Linked DNA regions of Homo sapiens: region 2 is linked to region 1. Evidence: read pairs that join two places in POLR2A ChIA-PET (ENCODE). Cell type or tissue: Caco-2. All regions are shown on one strand. Links, peaks and the distances in the headings refer to the core of each region. The heading gives the core; the rest is flanking DNA. Region 1 overlaps CHAF1A (chromatin assembly factor 1 subunit A). Region 2 overlaps ATCAY (ATCAY kinesin light chain interacting caytaxin).

Evidence for each region. Peaks named below come from ENCODE experiments on the same cell type or tissue, not always from the same donor. Only the 100,000 strongest peaks of a DNase experiment are listed, where the experiment ranks them.
Region 2: POLR2A ChIA-PET joins it to region 1 with 16 read pairs; 3 of 35 experiments call an interaction of 5 or more read pairs at or near these places.

Annotation. Positions count from the first base shown.
Region 1 is chr19:4,412,869-4,419,891 of GRCh38, reverse strand. CHAF1A (chromatin assembly factor 1 subunit A) reads right to left here. Exons shown (of 15, transcript NM_005483.3): 4 at 1,816-1,872. Among named protein-coding and RNA genes, the nearest start is that of CHAF1A, 14 kb to the right of the region's middle. RefSeq lists an enhancer at 6,088-7,023. In Caco-2, for the core only: no CTCF peak of the experiment used is centred there; a DNase peak (open chromatin) is centred at 3,491.
Region 2 is chr19:3,892,294-3,899,316 of GRCh38, reverse strand. All of the region lies in intron 2 of ATCAY (ATCAY kinesin light chain interacting caytaxin), which reads right to left. Among named protein-coding and RNA genes, the nearest start is that of ATCAY, 15 kb to the right of the region's middle. In Caco-2, for the core only: no CTCF peak of the experiment used is centred there; no DNase peak of the experiment used is centred there.

The DNA of each region.
Region 1 (7,023 bases), core at 2,178-4,677:
AAATAGAAGGCTTCTAGAAACTGCAGGTGAATCAGATTTCTTCAGCCGCCGTTGGATACTTTCTCCGCTCCCCAACCCGGTGTGCGGGACTCGGAGGTTCCAATGAGCTTTAAAAGTGCTCTTGTTCCAAAGAATGAGATAAACTGTAAAAATAAAAATCAGGCTGGGCGTGGTGGCTCACACCTGTAGTCCCAGCACTTTGGGAAGCCAAGGTGGGTGGATCACCTGAAGTCAGGAGTTTGAGACCAGCCTGACAAACATAGCGAAACCCTGTCTCTACTAAAAATACAAAAAATTATCCAGGCGTGGTGGCTCGTGCCTATAATCCCAGCTACTCGAGAGGCTGAGGCAGGAGAATCGCTTGAACCCGGGAGGTAGAGGCTGCAGTGAGCCGAGATTGCACCACTACACTCCAGCCTGGGCAACAGAGACTGTGTCTCAATAAAAAAAAAAGTAATAAAATAAAAATCAACCCCAAATCTGAAACACAAAAACTCAGTGTGGCCATCAGGAAGCTCAGGAAACGCCCAGTGAACATCAGGGAGCTCAGGAAACACTCAGTAAACGCAGAGCCCATGGTCACCAGGCCCCTCCTGTGAGCTGGCACTGCATAGGCAAAGCCCAGAGGCCTTCCCTGGAGTTTTGGTTTGTTTCGGTATGACATGATGTTCAATTTCTCTAACCTTTAAGCAATAAGTAAAAAGTCCCCTGCGGCCAGGTGTAGTGGCTCAGGCCTGTAATCCTAGCACTTTGGGAGGCTGAGACGGGAGGATTGCCTGAGCTCAGGAGTTTGAGACCAGCCTGGGCAACATGGTGAACCCCATCTCTACTAAAATACAAAAAAAAAAAAAAAAAAAAAAAATTAGCTGGCTATGGCAGCAAGTGCCTGTAGTCCCAGCTACTCGGGAGGCTGAGGCAGAAGAACCGCTTGAACCCGGGAGGCAGAGGTTGCAGTGAGCCGAGATCGTGCCACTGCACTCCAGTCTGGTGACAGAGCAAGACTCCGTCTCAAAGACAAAACAAAACAAAAGCCCCCTGCATTGCTGTGTGGAAAACGTGGTGATGCCCCCCACAGAATAGGAGACTAAGCAGAGAGTCACTAAAGGATAACCACCCATCGAGTGTAGAGGCTATTCAGATGTTATAGCACTTAGCAATAAGTGAAAGACACAGGACTGGCCAGGCGCGGCGGCTCACACCTGTAATCCCAGCACTCTGGGAGGCCGAGGCGGGCGGATCACGAGGTCAGGAGATCGAGACCATCCTGGCTAACATGGTGAAACCCCGTCTCTACTAAAAATACAAAAAATTAGCCAGGCGTGGTGGTGGATGCCTGTAGTCCCAACTACTGGGGAGGCTGAGCCAGGAGAATGGCGTGAACCTGGGAGGTGGAGCTTGCAGTGAGCCGAGATCGCACCACTGCACCCCAGCCTGGGTGGCAGAGCGAGACTCTGTCTCAAAAAAAAAAAAAAAAAAAAAAAAGAGACAGGACTACAAGGAAATGGACTGGGTTTTTGGAAGGTAATTTGAAGCTACAATGGGATACTGAACCATTAAGACAGTGGTAGCACTATTGATAAAAGCTTAGAAAAGGCCACACACAAAACCTTAGGACTCACTCAGCAAGCCAAAAAATGACACAATCCACAAACCATGAAGTCCAAGTACTTAAAATGAAGCAGGAATCAAAATGATGGTCAGAGAAGGCTGGGGAAAATGTAAAAACTAGACCAAAGGAACTTCAAAGGGCTTTGCTTACTATTTAATGCAAAAAGCACAGCAGGTTAATTTTCTATTTCAGGGAAAATGTCTTACTCTTTGCAGTCTGAGCTTGTTCTTCTCTGTAGAGCCTTTGACGAATTTCTTAGTTATCTGAAAACAGAAGACGTTTATCTTTAAACACGGGTTATTTCAATTGCTTCGAGAAAAAGAGAAACCTTTCCAGGTGATCAGTTTTTCCACCAACAGAACCAAAATGTCATAATAGGGTCACAAACTCCAGTAAGTGTGCATACATGTGTGTATCTGGGATTAGATAACAAGAGAGACTACGGAGGCAGATAAAGAAATGAGTGAAGGACACCAAGCACAAGAAAAACAAGGCAAGCTCAGAAATAAAGGCAACAGACAAGGCTGGGCGCGGTGGCTAACGCCTGTAATTCCAGCACTTTGGGAGGCCGAGGCAGACAGATCACCTGAGGTCAGGAGTTCGAGACCAGCCTGGCCAACGTGGCAAAACCCCATCTCTACTAAAAATACAAAAATTAGCCGAGCGTGGTGGCAGGTGCCTGTAATCCCACCTACTCAGGAGGCTGAGGCAGAAGAATCGCTTGAACCCAGGAGAAGGAGGTTGCAGTGAGCCGAGATTGCGCCACCATACTCCTGCCTGGGCAACAGGGTGAGACTCTGTCTTAAAAAAAAAAAAAAAAAAAAAGCGACAGCTGGCCTGGGCGACAGGGAGAGGATGGATTTGTAGCAAAGGAGAGAGGACCTGCCTGTCCAAAGGAGATGGAGTTCTTACAGGAATATAGATCCCTATTTGCTGGTCCTTCCAATTTCTCCAAGAGAAGCTGATATTAGGAATTTCATATGAATTTTTTTAGGTGTTTAAAAATGGACACAGACGGGCACAGTGGCTCATGCCTGTAATCCCAGCACTTTGGGAGGTCAAGGCGGGAGGATCACTTGAGCCCAGGAGTTCAAGACCAGCCTGGGCAATAAAGCAAGACCCTGTCTCTAAAAAAAGCTTTTAGTTAGTCGGGTGTTGTGGTGCACATCTGTAGTCCTAGCTACCCAGGAGTCTGGGGTGGGAGGAGCCCGGGAGGTTGAGGCTGCACTGAGCTGTCCAACCTGGGTGACAGAGTGAGACTGTCTAAAAAAAAAATAAAAAGATACTAAATTAATCAAATAAAACATGTCTCCAGGCTGGTTTCCTGTGCACCACTAATTTACATTCTGTCTAGCTCAACTCTGCTTTTTATTTTAATGTTATTTTTGAGATGGAGTCTTACTCCTGTCACAGAGGCTGGAGTGCAGCGAGTGCCACGATCTCGGCTCACTGCAACCTCTACCTCCCAAGTTCAAGCGATTCTCCTGCCTCAGCTTCTTGAGTAGCTGGGATTATAGGCGTGTGCCACCACACCTGGCTAATTTTTGTATTTTTAGTGGAGATAGGGGTTTCATCATGTTGGCCAGGCTGGTCTCGAACTCCTGACCTCAGGTGATCCACCCGCCTCGCCTCCCAAAGTGCTAGGAATTCAGGCGTGAGCCACCGCGCCCAGCCAACTCTGCTTTTTAGAATGTGGAGTGAAAGCTTAAGACAAAAGGGAAACTTGCTGGGGTTTTCTAGGACTTCTACCTTCTAGGGCACAATATTTTCTATCACCTACCTTCAAACTGAGCATGAGCTACTAGGAATTACCAATAGGATCCATGGTGTGACTCACCATCCACCTAAATGGTCCCAGGAAGGAAGACGAACAGGGAGTCTGGACTTTGGCCTAAGCTATCTCCCACCGGGGCAGGGAATCCTGAAAACCAAACTAGTAGAAGTGAAGAGCAATGGGAAGAGACGCTTAAGAGTGGGAAGAAATAGTTCTCCGGGTTCATTGCAGACTTGCAGTGTAAGACTGAAGTTGACTGAAAAACCAAAGGCCCATTTTCCTGGCAATGGTCTGAGGGGTCAACAAAATTATGTAAGTGATTTCTTTTTTTTTTTGAGACGGAGTCTCGCTCTGTCGCCCAGGCTGGAGTGCAGTGGCGCCATCTCGGATCACTGCAAGCTCCGCCTCCCGGGTTCAAGCGATTCTCCTGCCTCAGTCTGCCCAGTAGCTGGGACTATAGGTGCCCACCACCATGCCTGGGTAATTTTTTTGTATTTTTAGTAGAGATGGGGTTTCACCATGTTAGCCAGGATGGTCTCGATCTCCTGACCTCGTGATCCGCCCGCCTCGGCCTCCCAAAGTGCTGGGATTAAAGGCGTGAGCCACCGCGCCCGGCCAACAGTGATTTCTTTATCTGGGAAAGCTGAACCCCTGACTAGGACCTCTCACAGAATAAAAGCTTCAGATGAATGAGCTCAAGACAGCCTTTCCACCTGGGTCCCACTGAGTCCTTTCTGGACTAAACCTTTCTTTAGGGAAAGGCCGAGCCGTTGTGAGAAGGCTGCCCGTGTTGGCAGGAGCTCTTTCACCACCGAGATCAGGCCAGGGTGTTCAGTCTTTGCTGAGAATGTGGCAACAGAAATGCCAGCCCGAGGCAGCCTCACCAAATGCTGCAGAAAAAGCATCTGTCTCTCCAGCATCTACTCTGCCTGCCAAGGCTGTGTGCCTCTCCCCCACGCTGAGGGATTTAACTGCAGAATATGGGAGCCGCAGCTCTCCGGGGCTGCCCTTTGTGTTCAGAGATTATAATACGGAATGTGGTCTTGGGGTGGCGGGGAATTCAGTTCCTTAGTCTTGCCCATGCCTGAAGCTCAGCTGCAGAATCTCCTGCCTCTTACAATGCCCCCCCTCTGCTGTGAGTCCAGAGATAACAGACTTGATGTGACTGGCAAGAGCCCGCTCAGTAATATCCAACAACCAAAACAGAGCAATTACTGCTTAATTTAAAACTGGTATCTTTTTTGCTTTGCCAAACCCTCAGATGGACCTTGAAGTCTGACAGAACTTTATCTTCTTGAAATTTGACCCAAGTGTTTATAGATCTCACTCTCAAAATTCTATGCAACACTCCCACATTCTACCCAGCTGGAGCCCGGTCAGACAGCACCCTCAACTGCCAAAAACGTGATCCAGGATCCCAGAAGGAAGCCAAAACACAAAAACCGACAATCCCAAGGAGTCGCGACAGAGCTCACTATGTGTGGGCATGAAAATTCCTGCACCCTTTCTCAGATAATCCTCTCAGAGCCTATGGACTCTGATTTTATACTAAAGGGTATCTAATTTCTAAGCCCAGACCAGATAAGCCGCTAAAACCTGACAGCAGGGGAGCGGAGGCAGGGGGGAAAAGAGAAAACCTCCAATTGGCCCAAGCATGAGAGAGTGCAAGCTGGGAAAATAAGAACGCACGCATTGCCTTGAGCTACCAAGACCTCATTCTCCTTAACAGCCCAAGGCCACTTGTAGAAGGAAGCTCAAGGGAACAATCATTTTGTGAAAGCCAAGCACAGAAACAGCAGAACTGAGAAAACAGCTCTGTAACCTACAGCATGTCCACACCATGGGATATCACGCAGCTGTTAAAAAGAGCTCCATCTTTCCATCCCAATATAAAAAACATCTAAGACACCCTTGAGTAACAAAGACAGATATTTACAGTATATGTCATACACAAGGAAACAAAATGATACTGGGTGTTTCCTAGAGATCTCTCTGGATATACAGGACACAGAAAAACACAAGGTGATGATGATGATAATAATGGCAACCTCCTGGGAGAACAGAGGGCTTCAAGGTTTCCATTCTTTTTCCTTTTTGTTTTTTTTTTTTTTTGAGACGGTCTGGCTGTTGCCCAGGCTGGAGCACAGTGGTGCAATCATGACTCACCGCAACCTCTGCCTCCTTGGCTCAAGTGATCCTTCCACCTCAGCCTCCCAAGGAGCTGGGACTACAGGTGTGCACCCCCATGCCCCGCTATTTTTTGTATTTTTTGTACAGACGGAGTTTCACCATGTTGGTCAAGCTGGTTTCGAACTCCTAAGCTCAAGCAATCCTCCCACCTCGGCTTCCCAAAGTGCTGGGGTTACAGGCTTGAGCCACTGCACCTAGACCAGTATTTCTTTTAAACATGGAGAATTTATTACAAATGTAATTTCAAGTATATGGAAAGAAGTTCCAGCAATCTGGGCACAGAAGCAAGCCAAAGATTCCAGTAACACAACTGCACCAACATGATCATTTGTCAAATAATCATCTCGATCACTAACAGAAGAGGCTAAATCACAAGTCTGATTGCAAACTTCAGAAATGGTTCTTTCCCACATGGTAGAAAACTCTAATACTAAAAAGGAACACTTCAGCTATTCAAAGGACCCTGGGAGTATCTAAAGGGGGATCTTTTTAAATCATTGTTTCTCCAAAGTGAGATTCTCCAGATCCTGCAGTACTAAAACAACAACAAAAACCAAAACAAACAAAAACACGCCATGAAGCTCCCTGCAAAGGGACAGCAGGACCTGTATCGGAACAAACTCCCATTTTCTTTTATTTTAAAGAAGAAATAATAAAGAAGGCAAGCCAGCCCACAAAGTACAGTGGCAATGACTGCCCTGGGACTCTCAATGCATATTTCACTGTACCAACTCAAGGAAGAACAGACCCCAGTGACAAGCACACAGATTACACGGCAGTGCGAAACAATCTGCAAGCTTCCCACCAGCTCGCCCCTGCAATCTGGAAAGAGCTGCTGGTAGGGAGGTAAAGTGCAAAAACAGTGTATTCCCCAGAGGAACAGGGGTTGTGGGAAGGGGGTGGCTTGGACGTCACGGCAAGGAAAGGTGTTAAGAGTTAGGTACCAACTGGCCAGGCGCGGTGGCTCACACCTGTAATCCCAGCACTTTGGGAGGCCGAGGCGGGCGGATCACGAGGTCAGGAGTTCGAGACCAGCCTGTCCAACACGGTGAAACCCCATCTCCACTAAAAATACAAAAATTAGCTGGGCCTGGTGGCGCGTGCCTGTAATCCCAGCTACTTGGGAGGTTGAGACAGGAGAATTGCTTGAACCCAGGAGGCAGCGGTTGCAGGAGCCAAGATCACGCCATTGCACTCCAACCTGGGCAAAAGAGTGAGATTCCGCCTCAAAAAAAATAAAAAATAAAAAAGAGTTAGGTACCAACTATGAAGCAAGCAAACCAACCAAACCAGAAATGCAGGACTCCTTAAAGGTTCGGAGATAAAGTAGGGGTTGGGGATGGAGTCTCTCTCAGCTGGGATCTCAGGGATCCCTGCCATCAGGGCATGAGGAGGCCTCCCGATAATCGCTTCCCTCATAGCTTCGGTGACTGACAGGCCCTCTGCGGGT
Region 2 (7,023 bases), core at 2,758-5,257, 520 kb after region 1:
AAAAAAAAGATTTATTCCCTCATTTCTGTTCCACTTAGGGCATGAGCTGTTAACCTTTTTGGGGCGGAATCTATTTATGCTTTTTCCCTCTCCCTTTCCCTCCCTCTCTTTTCTCTATTCATCAAATGTTTTTGCGTAACCACTGCGTCTCCAGTGCATCTATGGGGCTTGGAGGTAAAGGAGGAATCAGATGTCACCCTCCTCCTGTTCATGGCAAAGATCAAAATGGAGCGGATTCCCAAAGGAAATGAAAACATCTGTTCACACGAAAACTCATACTTGAATGAACATAATTCATAAAAACCAAAAAGTGGAAACAATTCAAGAGTCCATTGACGGCCAGGCGCGGTGGCTCACGCCTGTCATCCTGGCACTTTGGGAGGCCGAGGAGGGCACATCATGAGGCCAAGAGATTGAGACCATCCTGGCCAACACGATGAAACCCTGTCTGTACTAAAAATACAAAAATTAGCTGGACATGGTGGCGCATGCCTATAATCCTAGCTACTTGGGAGGCTGAGGCAAGAGGATCACTTGAACCTGGGAGGTGGAAGTTGCAGTGAGCTGAAGTCACGCCACTACACTCCAGCCTGGGGACAGAGTGAGACTCTGTCTCAAAAACAAACAAACAAACAAACAACACCAGTCCATTAACAGCTGACTGGATCAACAAATGTGGTATATCCATTCAATGGAATACTATTTAGCCCTGAAAAGGAACAGGGCTCTGACACAGACCACAGCATGGATGCACCTTGAGGACATCATGCTCAGTGAGAGATGCCAGACACAAAAGGCCACACAGTGTGTGATTCCAATTACATGAAATGTTGGCTGAGTGTGGTGGCTTATGCCTGTAATCCCAGCACTTTGAAAGGCTGATGCGGGCGGGTTCATTGAGCCCAGGAGTTCAAGACCAGTCGGGGCAACATGGCGAAAGCCCGTCTCTACTAAAAATACAAAACAATTAGCTGGGTGTGGTGGTACACGTCTAGTTCCAAGTACTCAGGAGGCTGAGGCAGGAGGATTGCTCTAACTTGGGAGGTCGAGGCTGCAGTGAGCTATGATTGCACCACTGCACTCCAGCCTAGGTGAAAGAGTGACACCCTGCTCAAAACAGAAAAGAAAAGAAAAAAAAAAGAGATGTTTAGAACACGTAAATTCTCACAGGAAGTAGATGTGTGGTCACTGGGGTTGGGGGAGAGGGATGAAAATGGGGCTGACTTAGTAGATAGGATTTCCTCTCACGGTGATGAAAATGTCTTCAAATTAGATAGATGTGGGGTTGCAGAACATTATGAATGGACTCTGCCACTGAATCATGAACTTTAAAATGATGAATTCATGTTATGAGAATTCCACCTCAATTTTTTATATTTTTTAAATTTTATTTTACTTATTTAATTTTTGAGACGGAGTTTCACTCTTTTGCCCAGGCTGGAGTGCAGTGGCACAATCTTGGCTCACTGCAACCTCCATCTCCCGGGTTTAGGCGATTCTTGTGCCTCAGCCTCCAGAGTAGCTGTGATTATAGGCGCCCACCACCATGCTCAGCTGATTTTTGTGTTTTTAGTAGAGATGGGGTTTCACCACGTTGGCCAGGCTGGTCTCGAACTCCTGAGCTCAGGAGATCCACCTGCCTCGGCCTCCCAAAGTGCTGAGATTACATGCGTGAGCCACTGTACTTGGCCTCACCTCAATTTTTTAAAAAGCAAGCTTTGGCTGGGCATGAGGTGGCACACGCTTGTAATCCCAGCACTTTGGGAGGCTGAGGTGGGAGGATCCCTTGAGCCCAGGAGTTTGAGATCAGCCTGGGCAACACAGCGAGACTCCATCTCTATAAAAAATAAAAAGCCAGGCATGGTGGCGTGTCCCTGTAGTCCCAGCTATTTGGGAAGCCAAGGTGGGAGGATCAGCTGAGCCCAGGAGGTCAAGGCTGCAGTGAGCCATGATCGAGCCACTGCACTCCAGCCTGGATGACAGAGCGAGGCGATATAGATAGATATAGATATAGATATAGATATAGATTTTGCTATATATATATATATATATAGCAAACTTCAAAGAAAGGACTGAAGAATGAACTGACCTGCTCATTCAGAAGGTTAACCCAAACCAGCGCTGCAAAATTGCAGGCTGATGGCTGATGCACCAAGCCTAGTTATGTCCCACCCATGCAGCATTTAAAAACATTTTCCATTTGCTGTCGAAGAAGAGATGCAAAAAGTCTAGATTTCTGGCTGGGCGTGGTGGCTCATGCCTCAGTAATCCCAGCGCTTTGGGAGGCTGAGGCGGGTGGATCATCTGAGGTCAGGAGTTCGAGACCAGCCTGGTCAGCATGGCAAAACCCTGTCTCTAATAAAAACACAAAAATTAGCCGGGCATGGTGGCGGGCGCCTGTAATCCCAGCTATTGGTGAGGCTGAGGCAGGAGAATCGCTTGAACCTGGGAGGTGGAGGTTGCAGTGAGCCGAGATCGTGACACTGCACTCCAGCCTGGGCAACAGAGCGAGACTCCGTCTCAAAACAAACAAACAAACAACCACTTGCCCAGCCAGGGTCCCTGTCCAGCCACCATCTCCTCCCGCCAGAGGAAAGCCCCATTGCTTTGCAGCCGGCACTGCCTTCGATTCTCAAGATGTGATTTAGCCTCATAACCTTGGACGGTCCACACAGACTCTACGTAGGCTGTGAACTGAGTGGACCATTGCTGGGCTGCAGCTGAAATATGAAGCTGTAGAAAGCATCTCAGGCCGGGCGCAGGGGCTCATGCCTGTAATCCCGGCACTTTGGGAGGCCGAGGCAGGTGGATCATCTGAGGCCAAGAGTTCAAGACCAGCCTGGCCAACATGGTGAAACCCCGTCTCTACTAAAAACACAAAATTAGCTGGGTGTGGTGGCACGTGCCTGTAATCTCAGCTACTCGGGAGGCTGAGGCAAGAGAATCGCTTGAACCCGGGAGGTGGAGGTTGCAGTGAGCTGAGACCGTGCCACTGCACTCCAGCCTGAGTGACAGAGTGAGACTCTGTCTCGAGAAAAAAAAAAAAAAAGGGATGTGATTCAACCTCACAACATTGGATGGTCCACACAGATTCTACATTGGCTGTGAACTAGGTGGACCACTGCTGGGCTGCAGCTGAAATGTGAAGCTGTAGAAAGCATCTCAGACTGGGCGCAGGGGCTCATGCCGGTAATCACAGCACTTTGGGAGGCTGAGGAGGGAGGATCACTTAAGCCCAAGAGTTGAAGACAAGCCTGGCCCACACAGCAAGACCCCATCACTACTAAAAATTTAAAAATTAGCCCAGCATGATGGCTCATGCCTGTGATCCCAGCTACTCAGCAGGCTGAGGTGGGAGGATCTCTTGAGACTAGGAGTTCGAGACTAGCCTGGGCAACATAGTGAGACCCCATCTCTACAAAAAATACAACATATTAGCCAGGCATGGTGGCATGCACTTGTAATCCCAGCTACTAAGGAGGCTGAGGCAGGAGGATCGTTTGAGTCCGGGAGTTTGAGGCTGCAGTGAGCTGTGATTGGCACCACTGCACTCCCGCCTGAGCAACAGAGCAAGAGTCTATCAAAAAAAAAAAAAAAAAAGAAAAGAAAAGAAAGAAAAAAAGAAAGCATCTCAGCTGCACATACTGGGAAAGTGAGGAAAGCAGGAGAAAGGGTGGGAATGCCTAAGAGAGTCTCAGAGAGTCTGAGCACAACTCCCAGCCCTGCCACTCCATCCAGCGCTACGAGTCTGGGTGGTGCCTTCTCCTCCCTGAGCCTCTGTTTTCCTCATGACTAAAATGGGGGCCAGGCGCGGTGGCTCACACCTGTAATCCCAGCACTTTGGGAGGCCGAGGCGGGCAGATCACCTGAGGTCAGGAGTTCGAGACCAGCCTGGCCAACGTGGTGAAACCCCATCTCTACTAAAAATACAAAAATTAGCTGGGTGTGGTGGTGCATGCCTGTAACCCCAGCTACTCAGGAGGCTGAGGCAAGAGAATGGCTTGAACCCAGGAAGCGGAGGTTGCAGTGAGCTGAGATCGTGCCATTGCACTCCAGCCTGGCGACAGAGTGAGACTCCGTCTCAAAAACAAAAACAAAAACTGCAGCATTAGCTCTTACCTGACAGTTTCCAGCCTGCCCTGTGGATTTTGGACTTGGTGGTTCCCAGGATTGTGCAAAGCAATTCCTGGCTTGAGACCATGTATATAAAGGAAGACAATAAGCAAATAAGTGAACAAGGCAGATAGTGATGCTTACGGCAAAGAAAATGAATGAAATAAAGGAGAGGAGAGAGAGAGAAAAAAATCTGTGGGGTGGTCAGGGAAGGCCTCATTGAGGAGGCAGCTTTTTTTTTTTTTTTTTTTTTTTGAGACAGGGTCTTGCTCTGTTGCCCAGCCTAGAGCACAGTAGTGAAATCATAGCTCACTGCAGCCTCAAATTCCTGGGCTCAAGGGATCCTCCTGTCTCAGTCTTCTGAGTAGCTGGGACCCTAGGTGTGCACCACCACACCCGGCTAATTATAAAATTTTTTGTAGAGACAGGGTCTTACTGTGGTGCCTAGGCTGGTCTTGAACTTCACATTTCAAGCAATTCTCCTGCCTCAGCTTCCTAAAGTGATGGGATTACAGGAGTGAGCTGCCACACCTGGTTAATTTTTCAGGTTTTTACAGTTTTTTTTTTTTTTTTTTTTTGCAGACACAGGGTCTCGCCATGTTGCCCAGGCTGGTCTCAAATTCTTGGGCTCAAGCAATCCTCCTACCTCAGCCTCTCAAGTAGCTGGGACTACCAGCACACACTACTATGTCCAGCTAATTTTTTTTTTTTTTTTTTTTTGAGACGGAGTCTCACTCTGTCACCCAGGCTGGAGTGCAGTGGCGCGATCTCAGGTCACTGCAAGCTCCGCCTCCCGGGTTCACGCCATTCTCCTGCCTCAGCCTCCCGAGTAGCTGGGACTACAGGCGCCTGCCACCACGCCCAGCTAATTTTTTGTATTTTTAGTAGAGACGGGGTTTCACCGTGTTAGCCAGGATGGTCTCGATCTCCTGACCTCGTGACCTGCCCGCCTCGGCCTCCCAAAGTGCTGGGATTACAGACGTGAGCCACCGCGCCCGGCCACCCAGCTAATTTTTATATTTTTCTGCAGATGGGGTCTTGCAGGCTGGTCTTGAACTCCTGGGCTCAAGTGATCCTCCCGCCTTGGCCTCCCAGAGTGCTGGGATTACAGGAGTGAGCCACTGTGCCTGGCTGGAAGCGACTTTTAAGTGTAGACTTTTAAGCATGATGTTGGCGTCCTGCAGAGACCAGGCAAGAGCACTCCAGATGGAAGGCACTGCAGAGGCCCAGGCTCCGGGACTGGAATAAGCTTGCCAAGTTCAAGGGCAGATCAGAAAGCAGACTCAGGGTGCCTGGCGCAGAGAGAGCAGTGGGGGAGGAGGGAGTGGTTGGAGGATGGAGGGTAGGGAGGGAGGGCCAGGGAGAGGCAGTGCCTCGGGGATGGGATGAGGTCCTGAGGCTGAGCTGCCAGTTGCAGTGGATGTTCAGGAAAGGTTTAAGATCATGCAGAACTGGAGAAGCCGACCTGGCAGGGCTCCAGGCTCCCTGAAGGAAGACCCACTGCTCTGGAACATGGGTGGAGCAAGCTCTCCCCGCCTGTTCATGGAGCTGCAGTTTCCAAGGTCAGGTGAGATCCTGTTACTTCCGCAAGCTCCAGGAGAACCGCAGACTCTCCAGACTTGGAGATCCCCTCCGTGGCCCTGGGGTATAATATATCCACTTAGCCCTCTGCAGAGCCGGCTCTCAAAGTCCATGATGGGCAATCCAGGTAAAAAGTGGAAATCCTAGCCGGGCATGGTGGCTCACACCTGTAATCCCAGCACTTTGCGAGGCCGAGGCAGGTGGATCATAAGGTCAAGCGATCAAGACCAGCCTGGCCAACATGGTGAAACCCCGTCTCTACTAAAAATACTAAAATTAGCCTGGCATGGTGGCACATGCCTGTGGTCCCAGCTACAGCTACTTGGGAGGCTGAGGCAGGAGAGTCGCTTGAACCCAGGAGGCGGAGGTTGCAGTGAGCTGAGATCATGCTACTGCACTCCAGCCTGGGCGACAGAGCAAGTCTCCGTCTCAAAAAAAAAAAAAAAAAAAAGTGGGGGTCCCCCCCACATGCAAGATGCACAGCGTGGCTTCGTCCTGCTGAGGTGGGTTGGATCGTGTTCCCCTAAAAGAGATAAGTTTAAGTCCCAGTGCCTGGTGAGACACATACCCCAGTAAACACACAACCCAGTATACTCAACCTGATGCAATGAGTGGTCCCAGATTGGGTCTTGGACCCAGGGTTTGGGGCAGGGGCATTAGCTAAATAGGGACATGGGACATTATCGGTACAATTGAGGGTAAATTTTTTTTTTTGGAGACAGAGTCTTGCTGTGTTGCTCAGGCTAGAGTGTGGCGGCACAATCTGGGCTCATTGCAACTTCTGCCTCCTGGGTTTAAGCAATTCTCCTGCTTCAGCCTCCCCAGTAGCTGGGATTACAGGTGCCCGCCACCACACCCAGTTGATTTTTGTATTTTTAGTAGAGACGGGGTTTCACCATGTTGGCCTAGGCTGGTCTTGAACTCCCGACCTCAGGTGATCCACCTGCCTTGGCCTCCCAAAGTGCTGGGATTACAGATGTGAGTCACCGCACCCAGCCCTGAGGGCTGACTTTGATATAAAAGGAGCAAAATGTTAACAATTGTATAATCCTACTAAAGGTATGCAGATATTCTTTATATCATTCTTGTAATTTTTTTCCAAGTTTGGAAGTATATCAAATAGGCCAGGCGCAGTGGCTCATGCCTGTAATCCCAGCATTTTGGGAGGCTGAGGTGGGAGGATCATTTGAACCCAGGAGTTTGAGACCAACCTGGGCAACACAGTGAGACCCTGTCTCTACAGAAAATAAAACATAGCTGGGTGTGGTGGCATATGCCTGTGGTCCCAGGTATTCAGGGGGCTGCAGTGGGAGGATCGCCTCAGCCTGG